4 separate regions of the Homo sapiens genome follow, and regions 2, 3 and 4 are each linked to region 1. A link is an interaction called in ENCODE POLR2A ChIA-PET data of the cell type or tissue named here. Cell type or tissue: OCI-LY7. All regions are shown on one strand.

Evidence for each region. ChIA-PET counts read pairs that join two places held together with the same protein. Peaks named below come from ENCODE experiments on the same cell type or tissue, not always from the same donor. Only the 100,000 strongest peaks of a DNase experiment are listed, where the experiment ranks them.
Region 2: POLR2A ChIA-PET joins it to region 1 with 5 read pairs; 1 of 35 experiments calls an interaction of 5 or more read pairs at or near these places.
Region 3: POLR2A ChIA-PET joins it to region 1 with 7 read pairs; 1 of 35 experiments calls an interaction of 5 or more read pairs at or near these places.
Region 4: POLR2A ChIA-PET joins it to region 1 with 7 read pairs; 3 of 35 experiments call an interaction of 5 or more read pairs at or near these places.

The regions. Positions count from the first base shown.
Region 1 is chr3:183,113,845-183,118,844 of GRCh38, reverse strand. LOC105374247 (a long non-coding RNA gene) reads right to left here. Exons shown (of 3, transcript XR_924772.3): 3 at 4,592-4,848. It also overlaps a transcript of MCCC1 not described here. Among named protein-coding and RNA genes, the nearest start is that of MCCC1, 17 kb to the right of the region's middle. In OCI-LY7, no CTCF peak of the experiment used is centred here; DNase peaks (open chromatin) are centred at 2,624 and 4,224; H3K4me3 peaks cover 2,489 bases; H3K27ac peaks cover 1,861 bases.
Region 2 is chr3:183,576,056-183,581,055 of GRCh38, reverse strand. No RefSeq gene overlaps it. Among named protein-coding and RNA genes, the nearest start is that of KLHL6, 23 kb to the right of the region's middle. RefSeq lists a silencer at 1-135 and an enhancer at 806-1,055. In OCI-LY7, no CTCF peak of the experiment used is centred here; DNase peaks (open chromatin) are centred at 475, 895, 2,675, 4,405 and 2 weaker places; H3K4me3 peaks cover 4,724 bases; H3K27ac peaks cover 5,000 bases.
Region 3 is chr3:184,142,953-184,147,952 of GRCh38, reverse strand. It overlaps EIF2B5 (eukaryotic translation initiation factor 2B subunit epsilon), which reads right to left. Exons shown (of 16, transcript NM_003907.3): 12 at 4,811-4,901; 13 at 4,388-4,511; 14 at 3,729-3,854; 15 at 3,246-3,356; 16 at 2,642-3,069. The coding sequence ends at 3,010. Among named protein-coding and RNA genes, the nearest start is that of DVL3, 9.9 kb to the left of the region's middle. RefSeq lists a silencer at 2,562-2,611. In OCI-LY7, CTCF peaks have their summits at 2,316 and 2,525 (motif pointing left); a DNase peak (open chromatin) is centred at 2,542.
Region 4 is chr3:183,256,070-183,261,069 of GRCh38, reverse strand. The region is part of intron 15 of MCF2L2 (MCF.2 cell line derived transforming sequence-like 2); the gene reads left to right. The region is part of intron 1 of B3GNT5 (UDP-GlcNAc:betaGal beta-1,3-N-acetylglucosaminyltransferase 5); the gene reads right to left. It also overlaps the pseudogene RNA5SP151. Among named protein-coding and RNA genes, the nearest start is that of B3GNT5, 5.3 kb to the right of the region's middle. In OCI-LY7, no CTCF peak of the experiment used is centred here; no DNase peak of the experiment used is centred here.

The DNA of each region.
Region 1 (5,000 bases):
CCATCTATTCGGGAGTCTGGGGCATGAGAATTGCTTGAACCCAGGGAGCGGAGGTTACAGTGAGTTGAGATAGCGCCACTGCACTCCAGCCTGGGTGACAGAGTGAGACTCTGTCTCAACATCGACAACAAAACAAAGGCATAAAGTTTTATGTGTGAGGTTTTAGGCCTGAGCACAAGATTAGCAAGAGGAATCTTTCAAGGCAGCAGGATCTCCTGGCCTCCATCTATTCTCACCACCTGCCAGGAGTCCCTACCCACACTTCCTGTTAAGATAGCTCTGATTATAAGCTTGTTCTATACTCACCTGCCTCTGTAGCTTCACTAGCTATTGGATGGACACTTTTAATTGGACAGTTTTAAAAGACATTACCGGCTGGGCGCGGTGGCTCACACCTGTAATCCCAGCACTTTTGGAGGCGGAGGCGGGTGGATCGCAAGGTCAAGAGATCGAGACTATCCTGGCCAACATGGGGAAACCCCGTCTCTACTAAAAATAAAAAAATTAGCTGGGTGTGGTGGTGCACACCTGTAGTCCCAGCTACTCGGGAGGCTGGGGCAGGAAAATCTCTTGAAACCAGGAGGCGGAGGTTGCAGTGAGCCAAGATAGTGCCACTGCACTCCAGCCTGACAACAGAGTGAGACTGTCTCAAAAAAAAAAAGTCAGCCAGGCATGGTGGTGCACACCTGTAATCCCAGCTACTCAGTAGGCTGAGGCAGGAGAATTGCTTGAACCTGGCAGGCGGAGGTTGCAGTGAGGCAAGATAGTGCCACTGCACTCCAGCCTGGGTGACAGAGCGAGACTCCATCTCAAAAAAAAAGAGAGAGAGCTATTGCCACGTTTGCCCCAAAGCCACAAGCATCTTCCACAGGCAGCTCCCAGACAATGACTGAGCATGCAGGGATACTAAGGTGAAACCATTCCCGGGACACATTGTCCTCATCTGACAGCTGACTTTGGCTTGAGAACTTCTCAACTGCCAGAACTTCCCCAGACTGCACGGCAGAAATGCTTCTGCCCAGTGCTCTTTCCCTTTCTCCTTCATGCAAGTTCAAGCTGGCATCATGGTCTGAAAACTCTCCAGCACCTTGGCTCCCTCACCATTTTCTCCCACAGACTTTTCACCTGATAAAGTCTGGCATGGTTAATCCCATCTTGGCATCTTTTTCTTTAAAGTCCCAGACTAACGTAAGTGGTGCTGAAAGTGCCCCAAGAAAAGAGGCAGTAGGAAGGGGATTTGGAACTGGCTCACCCATCACCCAGCAGATGAGGGGATACTGTCCTGGTTGATAGGTGGACGCAGATAGTTCCTGGACCTGGGTGGCAGCTCAGTTGCTAACGATTTCATTGGTGGTGACCTGAGAAAAGATGCTTTTGGAGGGGAATGCTGTAGCAGGTGTGATTTCACAAGCATTTAACAATATGGGAGAACAATGCCTACCAAGACAGCAGAATGGGCTGTCCTACTAAATTGTGTTGATGGCCCTGCAGGGGAATAACAGACTGAGGGCTGTTAACAAGCAGTGAATCACCAAATATGAGAGTAGGAGAGCCTTGGGAGCAGCTTACAAAACAGGCATTATCTTCCGCAGTGGCAAGACAGACTCGGTTTTGAACAGCTGGTCAAAAATCTAATTGCAAGCTGGGCTTGATGGCGCATGCCTGTAATACCAGCACCTTGAGTGGCTCAGGTGGGAGGATTGCTTGAGCCCAGGAGATTGAGACCAGCGTGAGCAACATAGAGAGACTCCTGTCTCTACAAAAAGTTAAAAAATTAGCTGGGCATGGTGGTGCTCACCTGTGGTCCCAGATATTCGGGAGGCTGCGGTGGGAGGATAGCTTGAGCCCAGGAGATCAAGGCTGCAGTGAGCAGTAATCTCACCACTGCACTCCAGCCTGGGTGACAGGGCAAGACCCTGTTTCAAAAAAAAAAAAAAAAATTGCAAGTCTACAGAGCCTCAAAGAGATTTGAGTGTCTGGTGCAGGCAGGTCTGGTATACAAAGTGCAGGGCCCTGGTGGGGAAATCCGGGATCCTGAACCATAGCTCAGGGGCACTGAGATGGATTCCGCCAGTGATATTTGACTCTGCAAAAGCCCAGAGCCTCTGGGATTTCAGATGTAGCCCAGCCTTCCCTACTTCGTGCTAGCACATCAGTTTTCTGGAAGATGCTACTGAAGCCTCTCTCACAAGGCAAGAGGTGACCCCTCAGGAGTTGCCTCACCTCTTCTCCTCCTTGCCAGGCTGAGAACTAGTATGAAAATGCAGCTGAACACATGCTGGGCCTGATTGAGGCAGGAGAATCGGGAAATTGGGGTTAGCAGGGTTTCAGCAAGTGCAGCCAGTGCGCACGGGCAGGGGAACAGTAGGTGCAGCCAGTCCGCACGGGCAGGGGAACAGCAGGCGCAGTCAGTGCGCACGGGCAGGGAAACAGCAGGCGCAGCCAGTCCGCAAGGGCAGGGGAATAGCAGGCGCAGCCAGTCCGCACGGGCAGGGGAAAAGCAGGTGCAGCCAGTCCTCACGGGCAGGGGAACAGCAGGTGCAGCCAGTGCGCACGGGTAGGGGAACAGCAGGTGCAGCCAGTCTGCACCGGCAGGGGAACAGCGGGTGCAGTCAGTGCGCATGGGCAGGGGAACAGCGGGTGCAGTCAGTGCGCATGAGCAGGAGAGCCGCAGGTGCAGCATATAGATCACATCCTCGCTCCCATGACAACAAGCCCCTTTAGCCCCCCATTGGCCGCCGGCCAGTCCTTCATGGGGTGTGGCCAATTGGAGGCTTCTGAGGGTTTCCTAGGGGTTTTGCTGGGTTCTTTCTAGCTTAATTTAAAAAAAACCCTACTTGAGGGGGCTCTTCAGCAACTGCTTGCTCGAGCCCACTCCCACTCTGTGACCGTCTTCAATAAATCTGTGCCCACTCCGTGGTGTTGTGTTCAACTATTTGTCCAATACGCCAAGAACCTGGACATCACATTTAGGACTTTTTTTTTTTAATTTGAGATGGAGTTTTGCTCTTGTCACTCAGGCTGGAGTGCAGTGGCGTGATCTCGGCTCACTGCAACTTCCGCCTCCCGGGTTCAAGCGATTCTTCCACCTCAGCCTCCCGAGTAGCTGGGATTACAGGCGCCCAACACCATGCCCAGCTAATTTTTGTATTTTTAGTAGAGATGGAGTTTCACCATGTTGGCCAGGCTGGTCTCCAACTCCTGACCTCAGATGATCCACCCACCTCAGCCTCCCAAAGTGCTGGGATTACGGGCGTGGGCCACCGCACCTGGCAGCATTTAGGACCTTCTCTCTGGTAACATAAGTAGGGGAAGAGACAACACACACCCAAAATGGCAAGAATCCGCTGGCACGGACAGGCTGGACCCAGGTGAGTACTCCTGGGGTTGGATTTTGAAGGTGCTTGGTCAATAGAGCCAAAAGGTAAATCTGGGTGAGCAAGAATTCACTGACCTCAGGGTAGATTCTTGAACATGGTATTTAACACCCAGCAAGAACTCCAGGGAATGGACACTTGCTGAGATGGCTCTTAGAAGCCTGGAAGAAATGATAGCCAATTCTAAGCAAAGCGGAGATGCCTGGGTGGCCCTGGCAGATGGCAGAGGAAGGAATAAGGAGGTTGAGGAGAGTGTTGAATTGATGTGTTTTAGTAAGGTCAGAAGACATGCTAGAGGATTGTTTTCCATGAGAGGGCTTAGGATACATCTTTTATCAAGGCCGTCAGAGGGGTGCCGGCATCCCTGGGCACGTTGGTGTGGCTCTTTTTTGTAACACAGTTGGTAGGAGAGAGGTCCCAGAACTGGGAGTGTGGGAATGATGGGTCCCCTGAAACAAAGCCAGGCGGCAGCATTTAGCACCACGAGCCGGGAGACTGTCATTACCATAACAACTGGCAAGGTAGAGGGGCATCCAAAGGAGCTTGGTTTGCAGGACTGTGGATGTGGTTAATGGAGCAGGGAATCCCTAGGAGCAAAATACAGGGGCAGCCAGCATGGGTCCTGCTTAACATCTAAAGCAACAGCAACAACAACAGACAGTGGAGAGGCAGGAGGCTAAGGGTGGTCACTCCAATAAAACACCACGATTCCTTGCTCCGTTTCCAGAACCGAGGCAATTTTTAGATCTAGAGTCACTGTCTGAATAAGTGGCTTGCTCTCTAGGAGGAAGAGCCTGTGAAGATTCTTCCCCTTCTTCCCCCAAAGGGACTTGAGAGGAAAATACTGTCTTACTTCTTCTTTCACACCATAACAATCAACACAGAAAACTGCTGTGATCAAATGTGTATGTTTCTCCCCACCCTCAAATACCGAGCAAGCCATCAGTTCTGCAGTGGACACCAGATGGCTTCCTTCAATTCAATTCTGACACTGCCTGGAGACAGCATCAGATCCCATGTTGTACCCGAGCGAGTTAGAAAAACGCCACACTTTGAGATGAATTAAAAGTCCTTTATTAGCCAGCGACCGAGAGACGGCTAACGCTCAAAATTTGGCCCCAAGAAAGGGGCTTGATTAACTTTTACATCTTGGTTTAGGAAGGGGGGCGGGGGGTCTAGTTAAAACAATTTTACAGAAGTTAAGTAGTCAAAAAGGTAAAAGGATAAATGGTTACAGGAAAGTAAACAGTTCCAGGTGCAGGGGCTTTAAGACTATTACAAGGTGATAGACACAGGGCTTTGGGCGTTATCAATCAGACGAATTCTTGGGCACTGCGGATATAGCTCGCCACAGTATCTTATCCGTTAATTGCATTCTTGGATGTGCTGGGAGTCAGCTTGCACAAGTTAAGTCCTTGAGGAAGAGGCTGCCAGTGAAAGAGCCAAGATGGAGTTTGTCTTGTTCTCTTAGCTAAGGGAGAAACAAGGCCTGGTGAATAAGGAAAAAACAAGGTTGGGCATTACACCCACGGGTTGAGGGCTCACCCCCCAAGACAGCTCCCCACCCGCTCTGCACTTCTGATGCCAGTTGCAAGCCCTGGGTTATTTTGCCTGTATTTTTGA
Region 2 (5,000 bases), 460 kb before region 1:
CGTGGGGACAGAATGGAGACCCTCAATGCAGAGGAGGCTGGGACTGAGAGCTGCAGGAGCTGTGTGCACAGTCCTCCCTGCCCTGCCCCATTTGCAGAAATCTCAGGGAGAGTCCTGGACTTTCCACAGGACACAGGAATGGGATTGCAACCTGTTTTATCTAGACCTTAAAGGAGCAGAGCTACTCCAGCTGACACCAGGCCACATTTCAAGTCAGGTTTATTGAATGATGTGTTGGAGGAAATGCTTAAGATTCTGCATTTTCCTTATGCCTGAACTCTGAACCATTACCAGTTTATGGACATATGGAGGTAGTTGAAGTCAAAGGATATAGAGATTAGCTTATTTTAAGATAGTGAGTGACTAGGATGAGGGGATTTGTTGACCTGCTTCTTGAGAAAAGTGACTTATTGGGAACTTAAGCTCTGAGGCACTCAAAGGCCAGTAGACTGCACTTCCTGAGTGATAGAACTTTGGCAAGTTGTCGGAACACTGACCTTGATACTTATCCAGGGAGGCGCAGCGCCTTAGTTTCAAACCGCACGACTGGAGACTGCTCATTTTCCATTTCTGTACTGCCGAGAGCTTGGTGAAGTCACAGGTTTTGAAGAGTTACAGAGTTATTTGGAGGAAATAAGTTGCAATCTTGGAAGAGATTTGAGGAGTTTGAATCATGCTTAAGTTTCTGTGGCTGCCGCCGGAATCTTAGGAAATGATTTCCATACAGCTTATTAATTTCCCAGAAAACTGGTTTCCCTAGTGATGAGTGTTAATTTACAAGACCTGTAATGTAACTGCATGGATGGATTTTGCACCCAATGAGTGGGCCACGGAGTGGGTGGCAGGGCCCCCCTGTGGGAGTATGCTGAGGGGGCGGACTGGAATTAAAATCGGTCCACTGAGCTGTGTACCCTTGAGGGAGGCTGCATCTGCGGGGGAGGAAGGGTTGCCGTTTTCGTTTTCTTTTTCTTTTTCTTTTTTTTCTGAGATGGAGTCTTGCTCTGTCGCCCAGGCTGGAGTGCAATGGTGTGATCTCGGCTTACTGCAACCTCCACCTCCTGGGTTCAAGCGATTCTCCTGCCTCAGCTTCCTGAGTAGCTGGGATTACAGGCACGAGCCACCATACCGGGCTAATTTTTGTATTTTTAGAAGAGACGGGGTTTCACCATGTTGGTCAGGCTGATCTTGAGCTCCTGACCTTGTGATCCGCCCGCCTCAGCCTCCCAAAGTGCTGGGATTACAGGCATGAGCCACCGCGCCTGGCCAGGGGTGCCTTTTTCTAACACATCCACCTGGAGGTACCTTCCCCAAATTTGCCCAAGGGTGGCATCTAAGCAGGCAATTGAAGGACCTTAGTAAATGATGCCACATGAGGGTAGGCATCATTGTCCCCCTTTGGCCATCCTGACATGGTAATGGGGGTGGGAAGCCCCTAAGCAGGTACCCACATAGAGAGAGGCCAAGGAAAACTTGGATGTACCTTCACATGGATCCCTCGAGATTGATCAGTTCTCAGTGGCTCTGAGAAAACTGAAATACTTTAGCAGATGTTATTTAACTTTGGAGAGCAAATTTCCGTACGTTTCTGAATTAACATGGGTTTACCTTATCAATGTATTGCATTTTCAAAGATAAAAATATATTATGCCTTTGGGAAGCTGAAGTGGGCGGATGACCTGGGGTCAGCAGTCCGAGGCCAGTCTGGCCAACATGGTGACACTCTGCCTCTACTAAAAATACAAAAATTAGCTGGGCGTGGTGGCGGATCACGAGGTCAAGAGTTTGAGACCATCCTGGCCAACATGGTGAAACCTCCTCTCTACTAAAAACACAAAAATTTGCTGGGCATGGTGGCAGGCACCTGTAGTCCTAGCTACTCAAGAGGCTGAGGCAGGAGAATCATTTGAACCCACGAGACGGAGGTTGCAGTGAGCCGAGATCGCGCCACTGCACTCCAGCCTGGCGACAGAGCAAGACTCCATCTCAAAAAAGAAAGAAAGAAACAAAAACCTAATTGAATTAGAAAAGCCACAATCGTTTCTCTTTAAATCGAGTGAGAGTACATACCTAATTATCTGTTGGGTGTACCCACATCCTGTTCTCACTTAGGATGAATTTTGGAGAAGAGCAAATTTAAAATTATTAGTTATTAAAATGAGAGGCTAATAATATCTAGACAACAGGTGGTACTCAAAGCACTTCTTGGTTGGTTTATGGAGAGCTCTGCGGCTTAGAGAGGAGGACCGTGGTCACCAGTTGAAGTGGGATACTGAGACATGTGATGGCTTAGAGAGAATCCAGTTACCTACAGTTCTTCATCATCGAGATGACCCTTGTATACTTCAGACTCAACTTGTCTAAATGTAAACCCATCATCTCCTTCCTCAAACTTGCTCTGCCTCCTGCACCTTCAGTAAAGGATATCACCATCTGTCCAATGCCCAAAGTAGAAACTTGGATGTTTTCCTTGATTTCTCCGTTTTTTCCTACCTTGTCCCTTGCTCCCCAGGTTGCATCATTTACCGAATCCCATCAGCTCTACCTTTTAAATATTTCTTGAATCCATTCACTTTCCTCCATCCCCTCAGCCCCTTCCCTATTTCAGAGCTCTGTCTTCTCTCATCTGTGGGCAGCAGGAAGCAGCTTTCTGATTTCCTCACCTCTTGTCTTACCTCACTTCAAGCCATCCTCCACACCATAGCCAGGGTAGATCTTAAGTGTACATCTGATTGTCACTGGCTTTCTTAAAGACCAGCGTCCTACACTGCCCTCCAGTTCATGCCCAGGGTCCTGTGGCTCACATATTCCTTCAGGAACAGGCTCTGGGACCTCTCCAGTTTTACCTGTTGGCCACCCCAACCTCCATGCCACAATCAGCTTCCTTTAGATCTCTGAATGCCTCTTGCTCCCTCTTCCCTCTAAGCATTTTCTTTTTTTCACGTTGGTCCCTTTGTTTAGAATGCTTAACACTCTCCTATGTCTTTCAGCTTTCAACTTAGATGTAACTTCCTCCATGAAAGCTTTCTCTGGCTTCCTCGAGTCTAGGTCAGGTTCCCCTGTTACAGGCTCCCGGAGCATCCAGTATGCCCTCCATCACAGCCCTCACTCTGCATCATCTCTGCCGCCTAAGTCCCCAAAGAGACGATGAGACGCTTGAAGGTGGGGCTGTGACCGTCTCAGTGTTACGTCTCCAGCAATTACTGTATATATGGCTGGTACTCAATAAGTATTTGTCTATAATTGAGAGTCCACAATGAATGATTGCCCTCAGAAAGATTTGGTAGCAAATAGATTACGATTAAAAGAATTTTTAAAGGCATTTTTTTCCAACTTCATCTCTCTTCTTCTTTGCAGTTCGATCCTGCAAATGCTGTAAAGTTTTGACAATGAACGCATGTATGGGATAGCCTGGTATGATAGAAACAACTCCAGGCTTGGAATTCTAACAATGGCCAACATTTGTTGAACTCTCTATAATATGCCAGGCTATGTGCCAAACCCATTACATGCATTAACTTCTTTAGTCCTCCTAATAGCTCTGTGGGATAGCTACTCATCTTCATTCAACAGAGAGGAAATAGAGAGAGGCACAGGGAATCAGACCTCAGCTCAAATCCCTGCTCTGCCACTTACTGGCTGCATGACTTGGGTGAACAATCTCTCCCTCATTTCCTGAGCTATAAAATAGAGGTACTACTCGCTGATTCCTTGATTTGCAAATTTTAAGTTTTCTTATACCCCGTACATATCACACATGCATATTACATGGTGGCTTTTCATAGGTTAATTTCGAAGGCCACCGATACATTGCTGTGTATCAGTGGACAAATGACCTGCCACATGGTTTTGTTCCAGCCTGCCAGCCATTAGTTCAGCTTTAGCAGTGATCCTGTATGTGTGTTCAATTATTTAAATAATTGACTGTACCTTGCCCTCATTATATTATAAAAATGTGTGTAATGGAAATAAAATTCTGATACTAGTGATTATTAGAATAACTAACAATTATTGAGCACTGTGTCAGCGATGAAACTCTTGTCCCTCAGCTTCAAACTTGTCTCCCACTCTTCTATATTTGGCTGTGTGATGCAGGGGCTGGAACTCTGCAAACTGCATTTTTCCTTTGTCCCCTTCTTCCTGTTAGGCTCTATTAATAAAGGACCATTAGAGGGAGGTTGCAGGACTGGATGAGAAAGAAGGGACGTTTTCCCGTTGGCTTTCCATTTATTTCTGGTTGACTTCCTGTGCCTGTCACTATCATCCAGCAATGCTGCTTCTTCAGTCTAGCAGAAGCAGTTCAATCCAGCTTGCAGTTTTTCCAATTGGCAAAGCCAGCCTCATTGCATCTCTGAAGAGATGGCTGACAGCCAGCCGGTACCTCATCCTCAGAAGTCTGTGTCTCAGTCCCATGGGACTCCCCTCTGAGCTTCTAAGTCTTAATAACGGCAACCTCTTCCCTTTGTTCTCTCAGCCCTACAAGCTGCTTCCTGCAGTTTTTACCTCTGTGATAGCTTATTGTTCTCTTTTTGCTTTTTCAGTTACATCGTTCATTCTTTATTACCTAGCTAAGCATTCTCTGTGTTAAATTCTCACTGTTAAAACAACTCATCTGTTTTCCATCTCCTAACTGGACCCTGACATAAAGCATTTATCCAATTCACTTCATTCTAAGAATAATCCTAAGAATCTAACAATAATCCTAAGAAGTTGCTTATATCTATTTATCTATTGTAATTTAAAAAAATTTGTCATTGTTATTATTATTATTTTACAGATAGGAAACTAAAGGATACAGTGGTTAGGCAACTTGCCCAAGTTTACACAGCGAGAAAGTGGCAGAGCTTGGCTTTAAATCTACGCAGGCTAGTTCCAGGGCCCTTCATCTTAAACGTTAAGCCAGTGGTTCTCAAACTTAAGTGAGCATTACAATCACCTGGATGGTTTCTTTCTTTTCTTTCTTTTTATTTATTTATTTTTTTGAGATGGAGTTTCCCTCTGTT
Region 3 (5,000 bases), 1.0 Mb before region 1:
GAGTTTCGCTCTTGTCACCCAGGTTGGAGTGCAATGGCATGATCTCGGCTCACTGCAACCTCCGCCTCCTGGGTTCAAGCAATTCTCCTTCCTCAGCCTCCTGAGTAGCTGGGATTACAGGTGCCCCCCACCATGCCCGGCTAAACTTTTGTGTTTTTTGGTTTTTTTTTTGAGATGAAGTCTCGCTCTTGTCCCCCAGGCTGGAGTGCAATGGCGCGATCTCGGCTCACTGCAACCTCCACCTCCCAGATTCAAGCGATTCTCCTTCCTCAGCCTCCTGAGTAGCTGGGATTACAGGCACCTGCCACCAGGCCCAGCTAATTTTTCTATTTTTAGTAGAGATGGGGGTTTCATCATGTTGGCCAGGCTGGTCTCGAACTCCTGACCTCAGGGGATCCACCCACCTTGACCTCCCAAAGTGCTGGGATTACAGGCATAAGCTACCACGCCTGGCTTTTTTGTATTTTTAATAGAGACGGGGGTCCACTATGTTGGCCAGGGTGGTCTTGAACTCCTGACCTCAGGTGATTCACCTGCCTCGGCCTCCCAAAGTGCTGGGATTACAGGTGTGAGCCACTGAGCCCAGCCAGCACGTGCCTTTTTAAAATAATTCCTTTACTGGTATTTCAATAGAATTTTTGGAGGGGGCATAAAGGCTCATGTGTTTAATTTTCCGTATTTAACTGGAAAGTTTTTGTTTTGCTTTTAATGCATGCTTCCAGCCTCTTCTATTTTTTAGGCCACTCCAGCATCAAATTTCTGTAAAGCCTTCCCTAATCACCCTAACTGGAAGTAATCTCTCTTTCTGAAAAAGCTCTGTAGACTACTTCTGATTTCTGCTATACATTCAGTACAGATACAGGGATGTCTCACTGTACTAGGTCCATGCCATAATGCCAGAATCTTCATACTAGACACTAGATCCTATACCTAACAAGACAGAAACTGAGATTTACTAGAAAATTAAGCCAAACCCTGGCCAGCCTGTCTTTTCCTTTTCCAGTGATGCCTTCATACCCACAAGCTGACTTCAGTCAGCCCATCCTCAGTTTATATCCTTTTTTTTGAGACAGAGTTTCACTTGTCGCCCAGGCTGGAATGCAATAGTGTGATCTCAGCTCACTGCAACCTCCGTCTCTTGGGTTCAAGCGATTCTCCTGCCTCAGCCTCCCGAGCGGCTGAGATTACAGGCACCCACCACCACGCCTGGCTAATTTTTGTATTTTTAGTAGAGACAGGGTTTCACCATGTTGGCCAGGCTTGTCTCAGACTCCTGACCTCAGCTGATCTGCCCACCTCAGCCTCCCAAAGTGCTGGGATTACAGGCGTAAGCCACCGCGCCTAGGCCAGTTTATGTCTTTCTATCCAACTAAAATGAATAAAGGCAACCATTTGTTCTGTAACATCTGGGACGGTAGGGATGGGGGGGTAGAGCATCACTTGTTACAACAGTCACATTAGCCACCGTTTAAGTACCACTAAAGGAAATTATTATTATTATATTGTTTTGAGGCAGGGTCTCGCTCCATCACCAAGGCTGGAGTGCAGTGGCACAATCTCGGCTCACTGCAACCTCCGCCTCCCAGGTTCAAGCAATTCTCCCTGCTTCAGCCTCCTGAGTAGCTGGGATTTCAGGCGCCTGCCACAATGCCCAGCTAATTTTTGTATTTTTGTAGAGATGGGGTTTCGCTATGTTGGTCTCGAACTCTTCGCCTCAGGTGATCCGCCTGCCTCAGCCTCCCAAGGTGCTGGGATTACAGGCGTGAGCCACTGCACGCGGCCAGAATTGTTGACTCACTCTATATGAAGACAAGGAACTCAAAAAGAAAAGACAGAAAGGCATGTCTCTTTTGGTTAAGGTTAAAGCAATACAGCAAAGTAACAAGCTCCAGGTCAAGAGTCCAATATCACACCTGGCTCTGTCAGTTACTAGCTAGGGAAGCTCTGTGAGCTTCAGGCACCTTATCTGAAAATGGGGATAAGACTTCATGGGGCTCATGTGAGGATTAAATGAAACAATATGTGAAAACTGCTTGCCTGTCACATAGTAAACACTCTCAAGGGAAAGCACCCTTCACATGGCCTTCCTGTGTTCTTGGGACCTCCATTACTGGCTCTGGGTTATATTTGTCTGTGGGGCCAATTTTCCCTTCACTGAAACACAATACGCTGAAGGACAGAGTTCTGGATTCTGAGGGTCAAGTCCTTAGCTTTACCCCTCAAGAGTCATGTGACCTTGAGCTGATTTCCTTATTTCTGATGAAGCGTGGCCCAGCTTCCTGACAGAACGAGTACCAGATCAACTGGAAAAGGCATGTGAAAGGAACTGGCATGTCTAATGGGCTTTACATATGGTTGGCAACATAATCCTCTGGCAGAAAAGTGTTCAAAATGGGACTCTATGGAAACGGGCTTAGGCACACCACCCCAGGATCACAAGTTGGTCCACAGAGGCTGGAAAAGAACCTCCGCCCTCCACTACCCATGAGCCATGGGAAAGGTTAATTAGCAAGGTACCACAGTACCACCTAGTGGCTGGCACACCCGTCCTCCCTCTCCCCCAGGTGTTAAGGAAAGGCTATCATGTGATTCTGGTCACATACTTCACTGGCTGATTAGTCAGGGATGGAGACAAACCAAATACACCACTCTCTCTTTTAATATTAACATATACAAGCAGCAGAAAGAGCCAACTGCTCTCTGCTGTTCCCTGAGGGAAAGCCGGAGCACAAAGCTGTTCCTCTGGCCTTCCTCCAACTGCCGGGCCTGCTTAGCTCCTCCCTAGGCAGAAGCTTTGTTCCAGCCCCACTTCCACATCCCAACTCCACAGTCAGGATGGGAGGCACATGGTTGCTAGCAGGGGAAAGAATACTGTAGTTCCAGCCTCTGCTCCTTTCAGTCTCAGCCTGGATGGTGGTCACTCATCCCTCTGCAGCTAGTTCCTCACTTGTCCCAGCCCAGGAGCCAGGAGGGCACTCAATCACACCCAAAGGAGCAGGCAGTGTGACTTCAGTCATCTTCAGATGACTCCTCTTCTGCCTCTTTTAGCCACTGGATGAACCTCTGCAGCTGTAAAGAAGCAGAGGAGAGATCGGCTGGGGGAGGTGCACATAACTCTCCTGCTCCCCTCGGCAGATAAACAGCTCTAACAACCAGAGCCCCAGAAACCAACCACCCTAGAGTCTAGGGGCCAGGACCTGGGAATGAGATAACCATCTTGGCGAGAGGAGGACAGCCTGACGCACCTGTTGATTCTTGCGCAACTGCTGGCCCTTGTCAGTTGTATCTCTTTGGCTGAACCAGCTCAGAATTGTTTCCTCAGCCAGGATCTCCAGCTGGTAGAAAGCCATCAGTACCTGCAAAAGGCCAATAAAGGGGACCTCAGGGGCCTTGGAAAGTCCAGCAGGATACTCTACCAGGCCCTCAGATCCCTCTATGCACTGAGTAGCCTCCTCCAAAACGGACAAGAGTGAGCTGTTCGCTCTGCTCCTGGGGCAGGTCTAACTTCTGGAACTATTGCTGGGGAGAGCTTTGCACATTTCCAGACCACCCCCCAGATGGCTACCTTATTAGTCCGGCTCCAAGCTGTACTATTCTAGCAATAAGCATATTGGGAGTGGATGGTCCATACTGGATTCACATTAGCTTCTATTTTATGTCTCCCAAGGGGGTCACCAACCCTCGTTTGAAAGCAAGTGCAGAAGAATGGGGCTTGAGGTCATATTCACCTTGGCCATGGAAATACCAAGAGCTTCATGCTCTAGGAAGAAGTCCTCAATGGCTGCTAACGCTTCCAAATGGTCGGCTGCGCGCTTTATGTAGTTCCTAAAAACAGGGCTCCAGGCCTTTAGCAGCTATGGAAGAAAGAAGGGAGCTGCAGTATATTCCTAAGCATTCACCTATACCTGGACATCCAAGCAAATCCATACTGATGACATGGGTGGACAAAAGGGAGATGATACAGGTTCTGTGGAATTATGTCAGAGGGACTTGGGAGTTGTTGACAGGGTTTGGGAAAAAGAGATTCCTTAGGGAAGGTGAAAGGGGATCAGATGCTATAGGCTGCCTCAAAATACCTATTCCCACCCCAGAGGCTGATCTTGTGTTGGGTCAAATTGCTGCCATAGAGTCTGAATGTCCAGGTCCATTCTGAATATACCTTTGTGGGCCTAGGATGGTATGAAATCCTGGAGTCTCAAAGGCCAGTCAGTATTGAACTCAATCTGACCCCTCTGAACCAGCCAAGGCTGCTCTAGAGCCCAACCAGCTTCCAGAGGCAAGGAAAAAGGAACCAGAAGTGACATACACCCAATATAACAAGACAGTCTACTCCTGATTTCCTTTGCCTGTACCCAATCCCTTGTACTCAGCTCCAATCTTTGCTCACAGGAAGCAGCAGGGCACAGTAGCGGCTTGAGTCAAGCGGGGAATCCATCTGTTGCAGGGGGAACTCCAGGACCACGTGGCTCAGTACCTGCATCACCTCCTTTAGACTTATGTTATAGGCATACCTGTGGGGAGACTGGGGTGACACCAGGGCCTTCACTGGCCTTTCAGCAGGCTTAGAACTATGACTTTGATAGACATTGGAGAGGAATCTGGATGGAACAATATGGAAGGGGAGGGTTTAGGAAGGAGAAAGTCTATGCTGAGGCTAGAACTTAATAATGCTCTCCTTGCTCCAAATACTACTGGTCTTTCCATTTGGGATGTCGAAGGAATAGGTTCCTATTTGGAGACAAAACACTTACGAGAAAGCCTCTACCTTCCCGGGATCACCCCGAGGAGAACAGGGAGGGGCTGCTCTTACTTGAGAGAGTTGATTTCCAGGACGAGATTGTCACAAGAAATGTTCTCCTCTTTGCCCCGCTGTAGTGTTCCTAAAACTTCATTCTGGAACACTGAAATCAAAGCAAGGATAAGTTCATGGGCCAACATCATTCAGAATGCTCTAAGTCATCTAGTCTTGACTCGATACCAAACCCTTTCTGAGGAACGTA
Region 4 (5,000 bases), 140 kb before region 1:
ATTTTAAGGTGAAACATTAGATATCTTTGCAACTGTTACATTTCCAATATAAGACCTCTAAAAAAGAAAAGAAATTCTACCTAATGGCTGTCTTCAAGTGTTTTTGTGCTGGGGCTTTAGCTATATGGAACTTTATTTCAAGCCATGGGCAACAATTAGAAGCCATTTGGAATTCTTATCCTCCTGCAGAGAATACATTTGTAGAGTTAGTTCTTGATTCAGTGTTAGTCCAAAGACTTTAAATTCCACTATGGCAATCATGGCTTTGGGATAGAGGGGAAAGCTGGGTAATAAAACCTACAATGTGAATCCAGGTACAAGATCTCCACCTATGTAAACTCACTTATATCTCTTTATAAGTTAAACATGGGTGTAGATCTGTTTCCTGGTTATGGGGGAAGTAAAGACGGGGAATTTCAAATGAACAAATGGGTAAAGACAGACCCTAAGTCTTTATTAACGGGACTGGTGGCATGGGATTATAGATTATTCTTAGATTTTAGGGAAGTTATATGAACTCAATAATTCCCAGTAACCAGTTTGATTATGCAAAATTTGAAACAAATAAAAAAGCTGACATATAAAGGAGGTCTCAGAGAGGTCAAACACTCGCTTTTCTGAGCTTGGCCCTCTGTGCTCATTCTTGCAACACACTTGTTTGGGCTGACACGGTTGCTTGCTCTTTTAAATATAACTGTTGTCAGTTTTTTTCTTGCCTACTTAAGAAACTTCTCCTTTTACCCAGTCTAGCAACAGTTACTACCATGGGTATGTCTACTATATACCAGGCCCTGTTCCAAATGCCTTACGAATGTGGTAGCTCTTTAAGCCTTACAACAACCTTTGAGGAAGAAAGGATCTCCCTCCACATTTTGCAGAAGATACTGAGGCATCGAGATACCGAGTTAACCATGTAATGTCAACAAATTCCAGACCCTGTGGCAGCTTAGAGCAGCTTGTGAGTCCCAGCCCCATCCCTGTGTTCCTCACCTGCCCTTTTTCCTTGGCATGGGCACAGGTGTTCCTGCAGTTCTCATCGGGAGGGGAGGGCAGGGGAGGAGGTGGGCAGGGTCAAGAGAAGCAACCCAAGATGGATGAGAATTTGCTTCACTGCCAGAAGTGTGAAGTCATTTCTGTTTTGCTGCATTCTGTTAGCACTGTTCTTACTTCCTTCACTAACACACTCTTTTTCAAACCTTCCATTTCAGTTTTCCCTCCTTCTTCTTCTTGGTCTCACTAGTACTAGACAGTGGGCAGAAGTGACCTCATCAGTCTGTGTCCTTTGGGTGTAGTCTTTCAACCACAAAAAAGATTCAGGGACTCCAAGGATGGAGATCCAAAGTCGCAGGAGGGTGACAAAAAGAGGTGGGGTGGAAGGAAGGAGAGGAGGCAAAAAAGTACCGGACTCAGGGAGGATGTTTTAAGCAAGTATTGGGTAAAATGAAAGGCGAGGAGTCAGACACAGACACCCTGGCCTGGAAAAGCTGCCATTCTCTAATGAAAAAGCTGTATCAAAACCGTTTTCATGTGTAAAGGCAGGGAAAATCTGAAGATATATTCAAAGTCAGCTCATAAAATGACACGTAAGAAGTAAACCTGATGAAGAGATGTAAACCAGTTATCCATCATAAGGTAGATGAATAAAAAATACAAGTTCTCCTATCAATAAGAGTAAGAATTATTGCCTAAAATGCATACCCAGCCCTTTAATGTGATATAAAACATGCTACAAACAGCCACTACTCCTAGCCCCACCCCTGCCACCCCACTAGGACTCCTCAGACACAATGACTGCTTTATTTGAGTCACTAGAAGAACAACGTTCACTCAAGCTAGAATTTTTCAAACATTCTTGAGATTTGTTAGGCTGGCTTTGCCCCAGAAAAACTGACTAAGATACATTTGAAATGTTGCATTATGTTGGGTGGGCTTCATCCACAAATCTGTTATTAGAAACCCATATGCAGTTGGTCGTGTACGTTCATGGGTTCCGCATCCTCAGATTCAACCAACTACAGATCAAAAACATTTGAAAAAAAAATTTATGGTCGTGTCTGTACTGAACATGCACATTTTTTTCTTGTCATTATGCACTAAACAATACCGTGTAACAATTGTTTACATAGCATTTATATTGCATTAGTTATTATAAGTAATCTAGAGATGATTTAAAGTACATGGGCCAGGTGTGGTAGCTCATACTTGTAATCCCAACTACTTGGGAGGCGGAGGCAGGAGGATCATTTGACTCAGGAGCTCAAGGCTACATGCCTCTGCACTCTAGCCTGGACAACAGAGTGAGACCCATCTCTAAACACATAAAAATAAAAAAAAAGAGTACATGGGAATATTGCATAGGTTATAATATAAATGCTGTACCATTTTATATAAGGGACTTGAGCATGCATGGATATCAGGGGCGGGGGGGTGGTGTCCTGGGACTAATTCCCCAAGGATACTGAGGGACAACAAACTATGGACCCCAAACCAGGTGCTCTGTGAATGAAGAGCTTTCCTCTGAGATGAGGGAAGCAGGGAGAAGATGGAAACTGGGGAAGGCTTTGTGGGAGAGGTGGCAAATGAGCAGGAGCTAGAACAGAATTCAAATGTGGGTTTGGGGAGGAAAGGAGGAAGACACAGCTCAGAAAGAGAAGTCTACAGCCATACCCCGCTGAATGCACCTGATCCTGGCTGATCTCAGAAGCTAAGCAGGGTTGGGCCTGGTTAGTACTTGGATGGGAGAAAGAAAAGGAGAAGGGAGGAGTAGGGCAAGGAGCATTTCAACTGGCTTAAAGGGTGAAGTGGGCCGGGTGCGGTGGCTCATGCCTGTAATCCCAGCACTTTGGGAGGCCGAGGCGGGCGGATCAGGAGGTCGGGAGATCAAGACCATCCTGGCTAACATGGTGAAACCCCATCTCTACTAAAAACACAAAAATTAGCTGGGTGTGGTGGAGCATGCCTGTAATCCCAGCTACTCGGGAGGCTGAAGCAGGAGAATCGCTTGAACCCAGGAGGCGGAGGTTGCGGTGAGCCGAGATGGCACCATTGCACTCCAGCCTGGGCAACAGAGCGAGACTCCGTCTCAAAAAAAAAAAAAAAAAAAAAAAAAAAGGGTGAAGTGGAGGGAGCAAGGAATAAGACATTCCAAGAGAGACTACGCAGGAATTTTTTTTAAGCACATAAGAGAAAAAGTTGTGGCTTGAGTGGGGAAATGTCAAATCACTTAGTTTGGCTAGAAGTTAGGGTAAAGGGAAAAAACGGAAAAAAGGAGATCAGAAAGTTTAGCTGTGGTTGAATAATAATAAGAAAAACCAGGATTCAGAAACAGGATGACGATATAACCCAGTGTCTGCCTGTTGCCCAGTGGCAGTTCCTACGTCCCATTCTGGACATTGTCTTTAGAAGCAACACTTGATAGAGGGTTTATAACACAGAGGTACAAAAAGTAGAAGATGGTGTAAAACAAGAGGTATATGTAACATGTTTCTGTCTTGGTGGATCAACATTTAGTCTAAGTTAACTACCATTTATTAAGTGCCTGCCCTATTCTAGGCATTACAGCGGGCAGCCCTGAAAGTAGGTTAATACGTATATTTAACTAATTCAACAAACATTAACTTATCACATACTGTGTAGTAGGCCATGGGCAGGATAGGATGCTAAAAAGACTTCAGAGATGTTTCAGGTGTAGCTCTTCTATCAAAGGGTCAATAAATATTCCAGTGCAAGCTGGAATCTGGACCTGATGGTGGTGAAAGAGAGTAAAAAAGCCGAGAGTGTTTAAATGCCAACAAAAGTAGATGTATACTGTGCCTCTCCATTTACTAGTCACATGAGCTCGACTTGTCTCTAAACCATGTACCAGTGTTTTCTCAGGATCATTTGAGATAACTTGTTGACAATGTCAGTCCAGATTAGATGTTCCATCTGTGCAAATTTCCTTTCTCTAGAATCTGTTTGTGTAGCTTTACCAGGATGGGTTAGTTAATGGATGGCTGATTTTTTTTTCAGGTTTTTTTCTTTTTAGAATACTGAGCTATACTCATAATATGCTTCTTCTCAAAAAACATTAATTAGGTAGGAGTTTTTAAAAATACTGATCTGATGGCTAAGGGCCATTTAACACATCGCAAATACTGTTGAGGCAGAAGTATCATCCCTAATTGACTGAATATGGTCCTTCTCATGTTCCCCATTATTCCATTAATGGAATAACGGTCTTCCGTTATTCTTGTTCCCACAAGCACTTAAAATACATTTCAATTAGGATGACACAGGTATAAGATTATATGGTCCTCTAAAGTAAGAGAAGGAAACTTGAGGTGAGTCCATCCTTGAACTTACTTTGCTTAGAGCACTATGAAAAAGTTATAGGAAGTTATAGGAAAGGAGCAAAAGAGTCAAATCTGAAATATTAGGTGGATCTTAGGCTGTAGAACAGTATTTTGAACTTGAACTTTTGGGCTTTGTTGCCTACACACTTGGTAGAACATTCTCTTTTGTAGAGAACTGGCTTCTAGTGTTAAAGCCTTCTATGGAAGAGAAATCTGAATAAGTTACATATCAAAGCCAGCAACTGAATTTGTAGAATTAAAATGTTTCTAAAAAATCGCTTTTTTATTCAAATCTTGTATCTCACCTGATCAAGTTTCTTATCCTTTAAATATAAAGATTCTTACATCCCCTATATATATGTAAACTAATACATAATAATTAGATATTGCATACCGTAAGGAAAGTAATTCTAGATTTACACTGTTCTGGTTACATCTTCGCTCACAGAGATTCGATATCAAAGGGCAGAGCTCTTGTAATTTACTGTGCCTCAGTTTCTGGAACACAGATACAATGAATTCCTCTCCTTACAAGGTTATTCTAACAATGCATTAAAATAATGGCTATGGAAATATTTCAGAAAAGGCATAATGTATTATAAAAATTCAAAGCTGAGATCTATTTACTTCAGCATATATAAAATTCCCCCTGAATAGGGGACATTT